Linked DNA regions of Mus musculus: region 1 is linked to region 2. The links are chromatin loops, found by intact Hi-C in ENCODE. Cell type or tissue: gastrocnemius. All regions are shown on one strand. Each heading gives the region's core, and the rest is flanking DNA. Links, peaks and the distances in the headings are about the cores only.

Region 1 (7,887 bases), core at 1,269-6,268, 590 kb before region 2:
TTGACATATTTACCTCATCTCCCCACATCTTAAGATCTCCTAGATGACTTCCTTTCGCTTTTTTGGATTAATTAACATGATAACGCTAAGTCAATCATGATAACATTCATTCTCTTAGTATCTTTTATTATTGCTCAGTTCTGGCCTTGTGTTTTGTTCCTGAAATTGCTTTAAGATAAGAATGTCTTTGGGCACTACTGTTTGATTTTCTTTTTTTGCAGAGGATGAAGTATAATCTTGGTAAGTAGCTTGAGATGGTACTAATGATCTCCAGGAATTATTCTTGGAGTTCTAGCTCACACCTATGCTGTATATAGAAATAGGCTCAATTTTATCAAAGGCTTTGTAATCTCTGTCCATCATAGCTTTGACAATAGTTATGCCATTTATAGTCTAATAACTAATGTCTTTGTATTCTCCATTGATCCAAGTCAATTACTCTTAAATGGACCAAAACTATGGTTTACTATTATTGCATTTGAGAACATTATCTCTCTATACCTTCTTTACAATATTTCTGTGGTGATCAGTCTGGAAGTGAGTGCATTTGGCTCAAGAAGGTAGCAACCAGGAAAAAAAGATCTTTTCCAAGCAAATATTGTGTTAAAACATTGCACATCCTTTTAAATGTTCCCAAACTATTGTTTTTATGTCTAACGTAAGACATGGGAGCCCCTTAAAGAGCATCACAAACTAATCCCAAAATTCTGTGTTCTAGAAACTCTTGTTTAAATTGTTAGCATTTGTTAAAGATGTTTATGAGAATTATTCCATGTAAACTGTTACGTTTACAGTATATTTATATATATAATAACTCTAGCTCTCTGCTAAATCCAATCTATTTTCTTGCAATGGTCAAAATAAGTATTGTTCAAAAGGGGATTGGAGCCAAGTGAATCTGGAGAATCGAGTTGAATGAGCTGGTTTTCTTGGAAGTTGAGTGCTAGAGGGCCATGAATATCTGTCAGGACCCTGTGCTTGCCATGGTGTGTGTGTGTGTGTGTGTGTGTGTGTGTGTGTGTGTGTGTGTGTGTAGGTCAAAGACCTCAGGCACTGGCCTTGCCTCCCACCTTGTTAGCTGCTGTGTAAGCTGGCTACCTTGGGCATCCAGGGGCTTCTTTGTCTCTTCCTCCCCTTTTGCTGCAGAAGTTCTGGGATTAGATGCCCACACCTGGCAGTACAGAGCTCTGAAGATGTAAACTAAGCTCTTTGTGTCTACAGCAAGCATCCCCCACCCCAGTGAGCCTCCCTTCTCCCCAGCCTTGCTGTGTGAATGGTTTGAGGAATGGCCCATGGCATATGGTCAATCCATATTCCTAATTCACACCAGGTATAAGACATAATCTTTGAATCAGGTTGTATGGGTTTCAGTACTCACTCGGCCACTTACTGTGCTGTTGGTCCACATTGCTATGCATTTTTTTTTTTAGTCTGTAAAATGAGATATTGTAAAAATGTTCCTGTAAAAGATGTCAGAATGTCACTGTCAATAAGACAAAATGGCAACCAACAGATTGGGAAAAGATCTTTACCAACTCTACATCTGGTAGAGGACTAATATCCACTATATATAAAGAACTCAGAAAGTTTGACTCCAGAGAACCAAATAACCCTATTTAAAAAAAAATAGGATACAGAGCTAAACAAAGAATTCTCAACTGAGGAATCTCAAATGGCCGAGAAGCACCTAAAAAAAGTCCAACATCCTTAGTCATCAGGGAAATGCAAATCAAAACAACCCTGAGATTCTACCTCCCACCAGTCAGAATGGCTAAGATTGAAAACTCAGGTGACAGCAGATGCTGGCAAAGATGTGGAGGAAGAGGAACTCTCCTCCATTGTTGGTGGGATTGCAAGCTGGTAAAACCACTCTGGAAATCAGTTTGGTGGTTCTTCAGAAAATTGGACATAGTACTACATGAGGACCCATCCTTATTTATAATAGCCAGAAGCTGGAAAGAACCCAGATGTTCTTCAAAAGAGGAATGGATACAGAAAATGTGGTACATTTACACAATAGAGTACTACTCAGCTATTAAGAACAATGAATTTATGAAATTCATAGGCAAATTGATGGAACTAGAAAATATCATCCTGAGTGAGGTAACCCAATCACAAAAGAACACACATGATATGCCCTCACTGATAAGTGGATATTAGCCCAGAAGCTTGGAATACCCAAGATACTATTCACAGACCACATGAATCTCAAGTAGAAGGAATACCAAAGTGTAGATACTTCGGTCCTCCATTTAAGGGGAAACAAAATACCCATGGAAGGAGTTACAGAGACTAAGTGTGGAGCAGAGACTGAAGAAAAGGCCATCCAGAGACTGCCCCACCTGTGATCCATCCCATATACAGTCACCAAACCAGAGACTATTATGGATGCCAACAAGTGCTTGCTGACAGGAGCCTGATAGAGCTGTCTCCTGAGGGGCTCTACCAGTGCCTGACAAATACAGAGGTGGGTGCTCTCAGCCAACTATTGGACTGAGCATAGGATCCCCAATGGAGGAGCTAGAGAAAGGACTCAAGGGGTTTGCAACCCCATAGGAGGAACAACAACAAGAACCAACCAGTACCCCCAGAGCTCCCAGGGACTAAACCACCAACCAAAGATCACACATGGTGGGACTCGTGGCTCTAGCTGCATATGCAGCAGAGGATGGCCTTGTAGGTCATCAATGGGAGGAGAGACCCTTGGTCCTGTGAAGGCTCTATGCCCCAGTGTAGGGGAATGCCAGGGCCAGGAAGCAGGAGTGGGTGGGTTGGTGAGTTGGTAGGGGGTAGGGGATGGGGGGCTTTCACAGGGGAAAACAGGAAAGGGGATAACATTTGACATGTAAATAAAGAAAATATCTAACCAAAAAAAGGAAAAAAAAAAAAGATGTCAGACTGTGCTTAGCACAGTTATTACAAAGTAAACTTTGACTGTTGATTTTTCCAAAGTTTGCTCAATGCTAAGAGCCTCATGCTTATTAAAATCTACCTGTAATTGTCAAAATATTTTAAAATGAAGTATTAATTTTCTTCAGCTATTGTGGAATAGCTGTGCAATAACTATATACACGCAGCAATGATCTCTCACAATATAGAATTGAATTCACATATTATAAGCACAGAGTCCATTTAGCAAGCTTTCAAAGAAATTAATCAGACTTTAGGCGATTGATTTTGAAGCTAATCATAGTAAAATGTAGAGGTTCTCTTGCCAGAAGGCATTAATTCTACCTGTTTGAAGTCAGGTCCAACTGTACACAAGTAGAGGAGGGTTAATGAACTGAGTCTCAAAGGACAAGTTTCCCAACTGGAGGCAATAAGAAACACCGGTGCCCACTTAGTGAGGTGAGATCTGTGTGGGAACAGCAGGAAACGCTGAGCTGTTGCTGAGACCGCCCCAACCGTAACCGCCCCAGCCTACATCACGGCAGGCAAGGAGGCACACAGTTGGGTGAGCTCCATCAGCCTCTCTTCAGCAGCTTCTCCGGCCGTGTCCCTGCTGCACACTCCTGGGCACACTCCTGGGTACGAAGCTTTCGCTTTGCCCTATCCATCCACTCATTCATTTTATCAAAGCCAGAAAACAAAGGAAATTTAACAGAAATAAGCCAACGAACTTCATCGCACCTCATTTTACACAACCATTAAAAACATACAAATATCTCACGTGTGTTCCATGAGCTTCGTGTGAACTCACAATAGGATTGATTCCCCACGTCATATTGATAAAGCAGTGTACCCCAGAACCACTTCTCAGGATTTTAGTTTTTAGAACATAACTAACTACATTTTGTATGTTATCATTTTTGAAACCAAGGAATATTTCATTTAAAGATGTTTAGACCCACTAAGGTCTCCTAAGATTTAGTGGTCTATTGTTTTCTGAAGTCTCTGGATTACATCATTAGGCAGTGGTAGTCCTGGGCAGGGTGCTTTGGAGGAAAGCATATTTTGAGAGTATTGTCTTTAGATCATTTATTTAAATTGGTGTATTTTTGGAAGCGGAGACATAAACTAACTCCTTGGTAAAGAAGAAGAAGGCTGTCTTGACAGACATAAGGGGAATCATCTGATGTGTCAAAAGAGTTTTCAAACCGTTGGGTGCTCATCCCTTCGGATCTGAAGCTGGCTGCTGTTTCCTGGGTTCAGACTTGAGGGACCTGGCTTGCAACTACAGCGCACAGCCACTAGAGGTCAGAGTTTTACATCGTCCTGAATAGACGACAAGAGTCTGAGACAATGGTATTTCCTTCCTCACATACTCTAATGTCCTTGATTAAAAAAGAGAAGAAAACCGAGAAAAGTGAGATCACTGTCGTAAGAAGAGGGCTGTCGGCACTCAGAAGGAATAAAAACAAAGAGCTGAAAACATTTTGCAAATGTGGAGAGAAAACAAAAAGCATACAGATCAGTCTGATGACCAAGGTTGTATTGCTATATCCATCTCCTCCAAGGAGACAAAGGTGTGCTAAAAACAACAACTACAGCATCAGTGATGGTGACAACAACAGCAGGGACCAACTTGTACTGAATACACATTACATATTACTAAAAACACATCTCAGAGATGAAAAAAGCAAGCACTGAGTTCCGGGACAGCTTTTAGGGGCCTGAACAATGTTTGCACCCTCTGTAACCACAATCTCACATTTGAGGGTTTTGCCTGCCCTGCACCCAAAAACCATCAAGTACAGAGCCAAGGGAAGAGCTGTTGATATGAAGATGTCACATGGCTCAGGGAAGGAGCTGTTGACATGAAGATGTCACATGGCTCACAGAATTCGTCACAGCAGCAGGATTTAGAAGCAAAGTAACTGCTTAATATTAAGATTACAAAACAAAATCGCAAATGACATAGTCACTATTTTCAGAATTATAAAGAAAGAAAAGGGAATTGAGGAAATATATTTCTAGCATCAGTGGAACTGTGTAAACTACATAAAATGTGTGCTTGTATGAATGAGTAATAAAAGGAGTCTGAGAAAAGAATGGCATTCACGCTAGGATTATATGGATCATATAGAAAAATACGGCCCTAGAAAAGCATGTTTAAATCATTGGCAAAGATATAGTGTAAAGTTCCAGGGAGTTCGGAGTTTACACAAGCTCAACTGGACCCGCTAGTGAGCAGACATCTGCCATTGTCTGCCAACTGCTCCCAGACCTTCCGACTGGACATATTTACTCTGGTCAACTGTGTCCCTTAATATGCCACAGATTCATCAATAATAGTCACTGTTCTTCTCAGTAGCAATAACAACACATCCAATACGTGCAGTTTAAAAAAAATTGATCAGCTGGGCTGGAGAGATGGCTCAGCCGTTAAGAGCACTGACTGCTCTTCCAGAGGTCCTGAGTTCAAATCCCAGCAACCACATGGTGGCTCACAACCATCTGTAATGAGATCTGACACCCTCTTCTGGTGTGTCTGAAGACAGCTACAGTGTACTTACATATAATAATAATAAATAAATCTTTGGGCTGGACAGAGTGGGACTGGAGCAAGCAGAGGCCCTGAGTTCAATTCCCAGTAACCACATGTAGGCTACAGTATACTCATTTACATAAAATAAATAAATAAATCTTAAAAAAATTGTCAGCTACTTCAAGTCTAGTTTCTGGAAATACAGTGTCATTTAGAGTCATGCGATACTTCCAACAGAACGGTAACCCAAAAGAGAACAGAAAGGAAAATTCAAATGGATCCGGACTTTGGCGAGCATCGAGGCCAGCTGAACTGCCAACAGAGCACAGGCTCGCTGAAATGAACCCTTTTACACCTCTAAGCACAAAGTCACAGAACACGGGAAGGCCAGGCATCTCAGGAACCATTCTTAAAGAGAGATGTCAGGTTCCCACAAGCCATCATGGGTCACTTATCTGCGTTTGAGCTTCTTTTTCTACCCAGCAGCTTTGTGGTTTCTAAACCTCAGATGGTAATTGCTCATGGAGAAATACCCAGATTCGTGGCTTGGTCCACAGAAAAGCTGAATGGATGCAATGCCCCCTCCCACCCACCCCCATCTCACCCCCATTTTTCTAAACTTCTTAGCAGTATCACTTTTTGAGTGCAAAGCTGGTGGTGCAGAAAACTGTGCCCCATCTTTAAAACTCTTCCCTTTGGCTACACACAGGTGTGCCTTTCCCCAGCCAGGGCATGTTCCTTTAAGGGGTTACCCACTACCAGAAAAGAAGGAGCCAGCTAATCCATGCAGCATTCAGCTGCTAGGCAAACCTCACAGCTGTCTTGCTTCAAACCTCCTCCCTCACTGCCCACACTGAAAACATGCAAGTTAAAGAGCGGTTTAAATTAGCATTCTTTAAAGCACCCTTTCGTTACCATATGATGCCAGGGAATCTATTACAGAAAGGCATTCCTAGCACCAGGAACGGACTGGAGCAGAAGAAAATGTAACAATGGCATTCCTGTGTGGCTGAGTAAGGCAGGCAGAGGTTTTGTTCAGAGCAGATGTCAGAGACCTGTAAACCCTAGACAAACAGTGATAAAGACGGATCTTAAGAACACAACCCACTCCAACAGACTCTGACACGTAAGAACAACAGTCCAACACATACAGCACAGGACAGCAGCAGTCCGGCACAAACCAAGTGAGCACCAGGGATCTCCTCTGAGAGTGCAGACTGTCATCCATAGAACAGTGCTGAGCACTGTTCTAGGTACTCGGGACACATCTGTAAATGAAGTAGACAGAAGGTCTGCTCATCTGGAGCTCACATTCTGTCAGGAACTCTGACAGAATGCACGCAGGAGGAATTCAGAGCAGATTGGGATACAACCTGTTTTCTTATTTACATGTCAAGGCATTGCTATGCAACAAGATGTGGGATGTCACAGCAACACTCCAAATCTCACTCACACATTCTCTACCACTCTTCTATTTCTCTGTGTGATTATGCATGCATAAATATATGTTAAATTATCAATCTACAGGTTTGACCACTTGACCAATACTTCATTTATCTTTTTGTTTGTGTGGATATAGGACTTATGTAACACTCACCCAGCCTAGAAGAGCCCATGGGCTTTTGTCAGTTCATAAAATGTTATAAAACGTTCCTCCAAGTCTGGTGACACATAGATGCCTCCACCTGGGAGAACCTTCCTGACCCTTAAAATCAAGGTTCTGGCTCCTCAAAAAGCCAAACTGAGAAACGACGCTCATGAAGCTGTACTCCAGTTTGCAGTCCTGGGCTGAAGACAATGGCCATTTAATTGCACACAAGGTCAAGATCTTTTGATTGGCAGGCTGACAGCTCTGTAGAAGTAATTCTTCATATGGAATTCCCTTGAAATCAAAGGCATCATCATGAGGAGATTAAAAAGGAACAGCTGAGTGGACTGCTCATTTCCAGAGATGTCAGATGGTACTTAATGTATCCTGTTATTTCAGGTGAGCATGCAGTAGATGCTTCTGGGATCTGTAATTGTATTCTGTATTCACCTCATGCCGAGTTAGTGACTGTTCTACTCTCCTTCCCAGGAGAAGTACAGGGTTAGGTTCTTGCAAGCCTCTGCTTCCCACACGGTCCTCATCTTATGTATCACCCACACCACAGGGCTTATTAATAAGGCTAGTTGTATCCACACTGAAGAGACTCTTCCATGTACCATTTGGCCCATACAGCCCAGGGTTTTACATTTTCTTTTGTAGTCTCTGATTGTGCAGAGCCTAACTTGCCTATACAACTAAAGTTTTCCACATCAGATCACCCATAGAAATGTGCAAGTCCCAGTTGAGGAGTAGGCTCAGTGGGCTCAGTGGGCAAAGGCGTGTCATATAAGCATGAAAATCTGAGTTCAGATCCCTGCCACTCACAAAAAAGCCTGGGATTGGCCGCAAGAGCCTAGAGCCCCCCCCCCCC
Region 2 (7,887 bases), core at 1,159-6,158:
CTGGATGCCATAAGGGTCTCCTCGTCCCTGGGGCAGCCAGGGCCAGTATTTAGCATTACAATGCATAACAGATCAGAGCTCCTTCCAGCTCTCTGTCCACACGGCCTCCTCTTCTGGCTTATTGTTCTTACGCTTCCTAGGTAGTGTTGCATGGCTCCCTTCAGTGACCGTATGCCCTCTGAAGGCTACAGTTCAGAGTCCTCTATCCATTCTGCCTAGAATAGTGCTGTCAGAGCGAGAACCACAAACAGGATGTGTGCACAGTGAGGTATGGCTTTGGCAGTGTCATCAGTCTCAGAGATGAGTAAACTGCAAGTCCTGAGCTTGAAGAGGCGCTGAAGACGGCACTTCCAGTTTCATTTCTGTTTTGCTCTCTCTACTCTTCACAGTCGTACAGATGCCCACTTGAAAACAGCTCTCTTGTTCATCATGTAGACCCTAAAGAGCGCAGAGACTTGTAAGCCATTCTGCCCTCTTGTTGATACGAGGAGAGTAGGGCTGTTGCAGCAGCGTGCCTGGTGTTGATACGAGGAGAGTAGGGCTGTTGCAGCAGCGTGCCTGGTGTTGATACGAGGAGAGTAGGGCTGTTGCAGCATGCCTGGTGTTGGTCATTTTTGTATCTCTCCTCGAAGCTGCTGCTCCCGCCTTGTGGGTCTCAGACACAAGGACCTTCACCTCCACCCACCACCCACGTTCCTGAGTTCTAGACAGCCTCTGTACTACAACACATACTGGCTCTGGGAGAAGATTACATCCTTCTTGGTTTTTAATGCTTGTTTTCCCCCAGGAGACAAAGGATACTATTTCAGTTTAAATATCACTAAAGAAATAATATTTTAGTAATATTGCATGAGATTGATCTCCTGTCTTCTGCATGTATAGAATTACAATTGGATTATAATACACAGTTGTTTATTCATTCATTCATTCATTCAGCTTTTGCTTACTGTGTGTGCAAGCTCATTTTGTATTGTTATAAAACTCCTATGGATGGAGAGTTTATAAACAAAACAGATTTATTTAGCTCATAGTTCTGGAGAGCTGAGAGTATGACATTGGCGTCTGCTTGGCTTTGATGGGGTCCTCACTGTGGTCATGTGCTTCATGTGACAGTGTTTATGTAAGAGATTCAGGGGAGGTACCAGGCTTCTTAACACAATGTAGTCTCGTGGGAATTCGTCCACTTCCATGAGATCTTAATCCCTCCAACAGTAGTGCCTCCATGACCCCGGAGCAGGCCTCGTTTCTTGAAGATTCCATCACCCCCAAGAATGACGTGTCAGAGGCCAGGCTTTACAGGGCATATGTAGGCCATGTCCAAATCGTAACATGGCGGGAAAAGTTAGTGCATTGTAGACTCGAATCGTTCTGTGCTCCTATGTACACTTGGAATATTGTGGCGAGCTCACTGTGAGCTCGGGAATCTGGAGAGGGAATCATACAGTGGAGGGCCCAGCCGCTCTGGCTGCTCAGAACGTTCAGATGCAAGGTGCTCAGCAGAGTGAGGGCAAGTCATACCGAGGACACGTGAGGGCATGACTCTCCGCTCTGCAGGCAGTGATGCCTCATGAGCGTCACGTGAGCCAACCACTGCTTTCAACTCCACAGTTTAACTGCTCAGCGGGATTAAGGGTTTTGGCTTTGGGTTATACTGTTGGTAGGTGAATAATGAGACACAAAACGTCATGGCTTTTAGGTAGAAGCTCTTATTTTGCTCACTTGACATTTAAACTTTATGTTACTCAAAGACTTTCAATTAAAAGTACCAGACAAATACTACACTTGTTTTTATAAACTTCTGAAAATGTGTTGGAAAATATTTATCTTCTTCCAGTTTATTTTAGCCATTCGAATATTGCGCAGGCATTGGCTAACTGCTTTACCTGGCTGTGTAGCCGTTCCCCACCAGTCTCCAGACCTTTGTGCCTAGCCAAGCAGAAGCCCTGACTGGGAAGCCGTGACTTCCCCTGGGCTCCCAGCCCTACCGTCCGTCCTTCTGTCATTCTGCTGGTCTGTCGTAGCTCCCTCATGTGTAGGAGTTTCTCTTTTTATGTCTGATGTGCATTGCCTTTCATCTGAGAGCCTAAGAGTCCATCCATGTGTGCCATACCGGGATCTGCTTCCTTTTTTTTTTTTAAAGCCACGATCTTGCTGTGTAGTCCAGTCTAGCCCTGGACATGTCCTCCTGCCGTAGCTTCCCAAGTGCTGGCGTTATAGCTGTTCATGTTACCCAATATGATTTGTCCCCTTTTGTTATATTTCATCGTGTGTAGTGTGTGTGCGCCTGTGTGTGGATGCGTGCGCGTGTGTGTGTGTGTGTGTGCAGGTGGTGTCGACGGGGCTTTTGACTGTTCCAGGAAGAAGTGTTTTCCTTAATCTTCAGTCTTTGAGGGTCATCAAGCTCTTCTCTAGAGTTTGGGAAGACTTTTCTGTATGTCCTTGTAGCAGTGGCTCTGTCCTGCTGTGGCAGGAGAGTAACAATGAGTAAGACATGAGTTCTAACACAAGTTTATAAAAGCCCCGCACCACGGCCAGCACCAGGCCATTGACCTCCAGCTTGATAGCTCCCTGCCGTGGGGTCAACTCACAGTGCTTGTTTTAACACAGGCCGACCTCCAAGTGGAGCAGAACCGGCAGCATTTCTACGAGCTCTCGCTTGAATATGTGTGCAAGCTCCAGGAAATCCAAGAAAGAAAGAAGTTCGAGTTTGTGGAGCCTGTGAGTAGCAGGACACTCGTTGCTGTGGATCCTTGTGAAAACACTAAGGGAGACCTCACAGGTTGTCAAGGGTGGACACAGCTAGGGAAAGTCTAGAGAAACATCTAAACCGTTGGGAGGCCCTGTTGGCACAGCTTCCTCCTCACCCCAGTGAGGGGCACAGCCCCCCCGCCATACCGTGACCCCTGTCCCCACTCTGTTACAGGCATGGCGATAGACCTTTATGTGGGTGCTAGGGAATTTGAACTCACAACTTGTTCATAATTTTCTGTACAGACCACCTATTTACAGTTATTTAATTTCTAGTGACTTCTTTGGAACTACTTTCATTTCAGGACGTGACAGACAGGGAGGTGGTTGGGTGCTCCGGATGGCAGTGCTCTGGATGGTGGTTTTGATGCAGGCGTTGCTTGCTTCCTTCCTTGCATGCACTAACTAACGCTCCTCTCCTTTGTCATAGATGCTGTCCTTCTTTCAGGGAATGTTCACTTTCTATCATCAAGGCCACGAGCTTTCCAAAGACTTCAATCACTACAAGATGGAACTACAAATCAACATTCAGAATGTAAGGAAAGGAAAGCCTTCTGGTATTTAAAAGATGTTTGGGGTGCAGCTCTTTTTCTACTCTGGTCTCAAAATCTTATTAAGACCAGGCTGGTATACTGAGAAAGTGGGGATGTGTTGCCATCTAGTGGTCAACTTTGGTGTAACACATGGCTCTGAAGCTGATGAGGCTCCAGGAATTCTGCCCTTTGGAGGCCCTTCCTTGGCTCTCTGGGGCAAATTCTTGGGGTAAACTTGGTTATGTTAGCTCTGAGTTGTTGTGTAACAACCCGCTATCCTGGCCTTCCACCTGGCGTTCCTGACTGACCGTCAGTCATGGTTTTTCATTCCCCAGACTGGCTTATGGAATTTCTCCGTCCCTACATTTTGGGCATGCTCTCTGATGTATCTGTGTCCACAGCTGCCAGTTTTCCTTGCTGTCCTTTGTTCAACCTGATGATGAAAAATGACGTTTGGAGATTCCTACTATGATTGCTATGATTGCTTTAGGCTGAGATGGCTCAGTGGGTAAAGTGTTTGCCGTGTGACCCTGAGTTCGAATCCCAGGACCCATGCAAAGCCAATTGGCGAACTGTGCCATAATCTCAGGGGAGGAGAAAAGGACTCTCAGGGGCTCAGTTGGCCTGTGAGTGCGACACTAACAACCAGAGACACGCCTCATGTGTTCCAGTCCACTTCAACATTGTTCCGATGGTAGGGGACTTACTTTTTCTGTACGTGTGGTTTATGTGCAGGCCAGAGGCTGCTCACTTCTGTCTCTCTCAGTTGCCTCTCTCAGTTGCCTGATCTTCTGAGACACAGTCTCTCATTGAATGGGAGGCTCACCAATTGTGTGGGCTGGTTGGTTAGAGAGCTCCAGTCTCACCCGTCCCACCATCCTGTGATCTCTGCCCCTACAGTGTTACAGACATGGGGATAGATCTTTATGTAGGTGCTAGGGAATTCAAACTCACAGCTCTATATTTGCATGGCAGACATTTCTTCAGCCCACTAGAAAGTTTAATGAAATGAATTATTTTTCAGAGTAACTTGTAGGCTATAAAACAACTTGTGAAGAGAGACTAGTTGAGAAGATTATAGACTGATCCCCATTCCCAACTGGTATATAATTATAGAATTAACCTTTTTTTTTTTTCTTAGACCAGGGGTTCTCTACTTTGCTAGTGCAGTTCCTCACATTGTAGTGACCTGAAACATAAAATTATTTCCTTTGCTACTTCATAACTGTAATTGTGCTACTGTTATGAGTCCTAATGCAAATATCTGTGTTTTCTGATGGTCTTAGGCAACCCTGTGAAAGGGCCCTTTGACCCCTGGAGTGGTGGCCTATAGGCTGAGAACCGCTGTTCTAGACTTTATTTGTCAACTTCAGGGCTGACCAGATGAGAACCCCAGTTAGGCCTGATGTATGTATTATGGGACTCGTGTAAAATGAGAACAGAACCCCACATTAAAAACAATGAAGACTTTCAAGATGGTGGGTATTGATACTCAGTGTGGTGTTTCTTGCTTGTCATCCCAGTGGGAGGTGGAGGCAGGAGGATCAGGAGTTCAAGGCTATGTAGTGATTTTGAGAGCAGCCTGAGCCACATGCGATGCTCTCTCAGGCCTTCCCTCCTGTTATATCATAGGACATTAAGCCTGTCCTGAGACCCTGTGTCACAGGCCCTGTGTGACAGTACAGCCTCCTGCCAGGGAAGCCATCTCGATTTAGCCCAGGCTCTGGAATGACACAGGAACCCAGCATCTCCTGGGGCTCTGGTCAGCCGTCCTCACATTCCTTCCTTTTATAATGTACCTGTGGCAAAGAGGGACTCCAGGGACTGAGCCATGTCGAGCGAGGCATGAGATGCTGGTGAGCAAAACCCGCAGAGGGGAGATATATTTACTTATTATGCCTTGGTAATACGTGGTGAGCTGAGAGCTTGCACGGCTGACAGCAACACCCGTCCTTTATTGTGAGTAGAGTGGGCAAGGACTTTCTGGAGAGGAAACATTTTTTCCTATATATTTTGGAATTCAGAGATATGTATTCATCAGGAATTGCCCCAAATCCTCTCTCTATTCTAGCTACCTTATAAATATCCCTCAGTTTTATTCTGCTCTCTGAGGCTTCTTGGGTGTCACTCATTTGGAAGTTGTTCTTTTGCCCTCATTTTCAGGACCATGGGTGTGTGTGTGCGTGTGCCCTCACGTGTGCACGCTTGCATGTGTGTGTTGCACGTGCCTCCCCCTGGCTGCTGCTGTAGAGCACGAGTGTGAGCCCCACGCTCCTGCCTTGTCTCTGCTTTCAGCCACCTTCTCCACTTCAGCCACGCGCCATAGGCTCTCCCTCGAAAGGACCGTCATTACTTCTTTTTTTCGGCTATTCATCTTATTCTCTCTCTCTCTTTTTTTTTTCATCTTATTCTCTTGTGGTTTTTAATTTTTTTTAAATAAGGGCAGATACTGACTGTATAAAGCCACACATTTCTGAAAGAAAACCCTGGTTATATTTTATTTTTTAATACCAACCACACTGAAATGATAAAACTGAATTTTAAGGTTAGATATCTTTATGACATTATAGTTAATTTTGTCAGCTGTTTAGAATTTTATTACAGTAAAATAATTAAATTTAAAATGACTCTTATGCTCAGAAAGAGAGGTAATCTTATTTAAAAATGAAAGCAAGCTATTTCCAGCCCCATCTGGCTATGCCTTTTATATTGTAAAAATGGCTGGGCTTTCCTTAAGGGATTTGCTTTTTACCCATTTTTCTGTAATCTGGAGTAATAAATAGAAAGCAAGAAAGTAGCAAGATGGCTTTTAGAAAGAGTGTTTTTTCCCCAAAGGAAAGGAAATTGTATCAAAATGAAAGGATATTTTAGAAAGCTCGCTTTGCACTTTTGTGACGCCATCCTAGAAGTCCTGGCAGAGAAAGCAGGAGGGGTGTCGGGATTATCAGGAAGCCTCCAGGTGATAGATGAAGTAGGTAAGAGTGTGGGGTCTCCTGTTTAACTATAGAAGAATAACAACGACTCCTTTCCCTGTGCTCGTTACTGTGATAAATGACTTCCTCCACCGGGAGCAGACAGCTGTCCTAACATCTGTGACACTGGGGTGCAGGGAGGTCACTTCCTTCTCTCAGACCCTCCAGAGGACGCTTGCTCACAGACCTGTGCTGCTTAGTCTCAGATTTCACAAGTTCTTAATTGGTAAGCCTGGGATTTGGCACTACTGGCAAACCTTGTCTCTGACTCCAGGAGTCTGAGGAGTCCAGAGATTCTCATTTGCTGTGTTTTGGAGTCTTAAGGCCTGATCAGTGATTCTCCTGGATCTGCCAGCCCACTCTTTCTTTTCCTCCTCATCCTCCATATGTATAGAACTCTTGAGAGGATATGAGGTTTTAGTGAGGTCCGCCTGCCTGTCTGTCTGTCCGTCCGCCTGCCCGCCCGCCTGCCAGTCTGTCTGTCTTGGGAACTATACTTTTCTGGTTTTGTTTGTTTCTGTAAGGTGAAATCCTCTCATGCTGTCTCCTCTGCCTTCTTTTGTTCTGAGTGATGTCATGGCTGAGATGGATAAACCTTACTGAGTTAAGGTGGTCGACACTTGGAATCCTCCCCCACCCCTGCTTTGCCCCTCCCTTCCAAGGCTTATTTGAGGGCGTCTTAGTTCTATTATGATGACCAAGGTAACTTATAGACAAAAGAGCTTATTTGGGCTCTTATTTGGGTTCCTGAAAGTTGGCGTCTCTGATGGCATAGCAGAGGTGGCAGGCGTAGCAGCTGGAGCATAGCAGAGCTGAGGGTTTGTATCCTGAACTAGAAACACAAAGCCAAGAGCACGGAGCTCAGAACTGCATCAGGCTTTGTAACCTCCAAGCCCTGGGACACACTTCATCAGGCAAGGCCACACCTCCTAATCCTCCCAAACACCTGGGTAGTGTGCTCGCCCCCCCCCCCCCCCCCCCCTTAGCCTTATCCAGACATTCTGATTAAAGGCATCTGACTCCCATCTTGGAGCCTCAGTGGACTCTGGCTGTAAGGCAAGGCTTACCATAGGCTGGTTTTCTTGACAGTGTTCCCAAACAAGAGGTGGGAAGCACACTCCCATTGCTGTGCTCCTGGCATCAGATGACACTGGCCAGCATCTGTCATATTTTTTTTTTTTTTGAGATGTTTTACTGCCTGTCACAATTTAATTTATTATTTTATTTGCAGTGCTGATTAAACCCACAGTCATCATGTATGGCAAAGCAAACTGTATATCCTGAGCTATACCTCTAACCTCAGGTACCATTGGAAGTTATTTGATTCAGTTTATGACCAAATTCAGTGTTTAGTGTCCTTCTGATTAAAGCACATCTTCCAGGGTCCCTCGAGATTAGAACTGAGAATCGCTAGGTTGTAGGTAGTCTATTAATTGATGTTAGAAACCTGAAATTTCTACCCTAATTTATAATTAACATAAAGAAATACGGCATATTTTACAAATAACCCTGCTTATTCTGGTGCAAAGGCACGAGGAAGCGGGGGCCCCCAGGCAGCGTGAGCGCTGTGTGGAACTTATTGGTATGCAGTCAGGTTTTTATAGTATATCAATAGTGGCTCCATTGTATATGCA

What was found. A loop is a pair of places that touch in the nucleus more often than their neighbours do. Peaks named below come from ENCODE experiments on the same cell type or tissue, not always from the same donor. Only the 100,000 strongest peaks of a DNase experiment are listed, where the experiment ranks them.
Region 1: it touches region 2 in a loop (5-fold over the local background); 16 of 42 quality-filtered maps call a loop at or near these places.

What each region holds. Positions count from the first base shown.
Region 1 is chr8:78,000,647-78,008,533 of GRCm38, reverse strand. No RefSeq gene overlaps it. Among named protein-coding and RNA genes, the nearest start is that of Gm29895, 40 kb to the left of the region's middle. In gastrocnemius, for the core only: a CTCF peak has its summit at 4,186 (motif pointing right); a DNase peak (open chromatin) is centred at 4,180.
Region 2 is chr8:77,415,468-77,423,354 of GRCm38, reverse strand. Arhgap10 (Rho GTPase activating protein 10) reads left to right here. Exons shown (of 23, transcript NM_030113.2): 6 at 2,608-2,718; 7 at 3,179-3,283. Among named protein-coding and RNA genes, the nearest start is that of 0610038B21Rik, 98 kb to the left of the region's middle. In gastrocnemius, for the core only: a CTCF peak has its summit at 3,417 (motif pointing left); DNase peaks (open chromatin) are centred at 2,916 and 3,417; H3K27ac peaks cover 1,504 bases.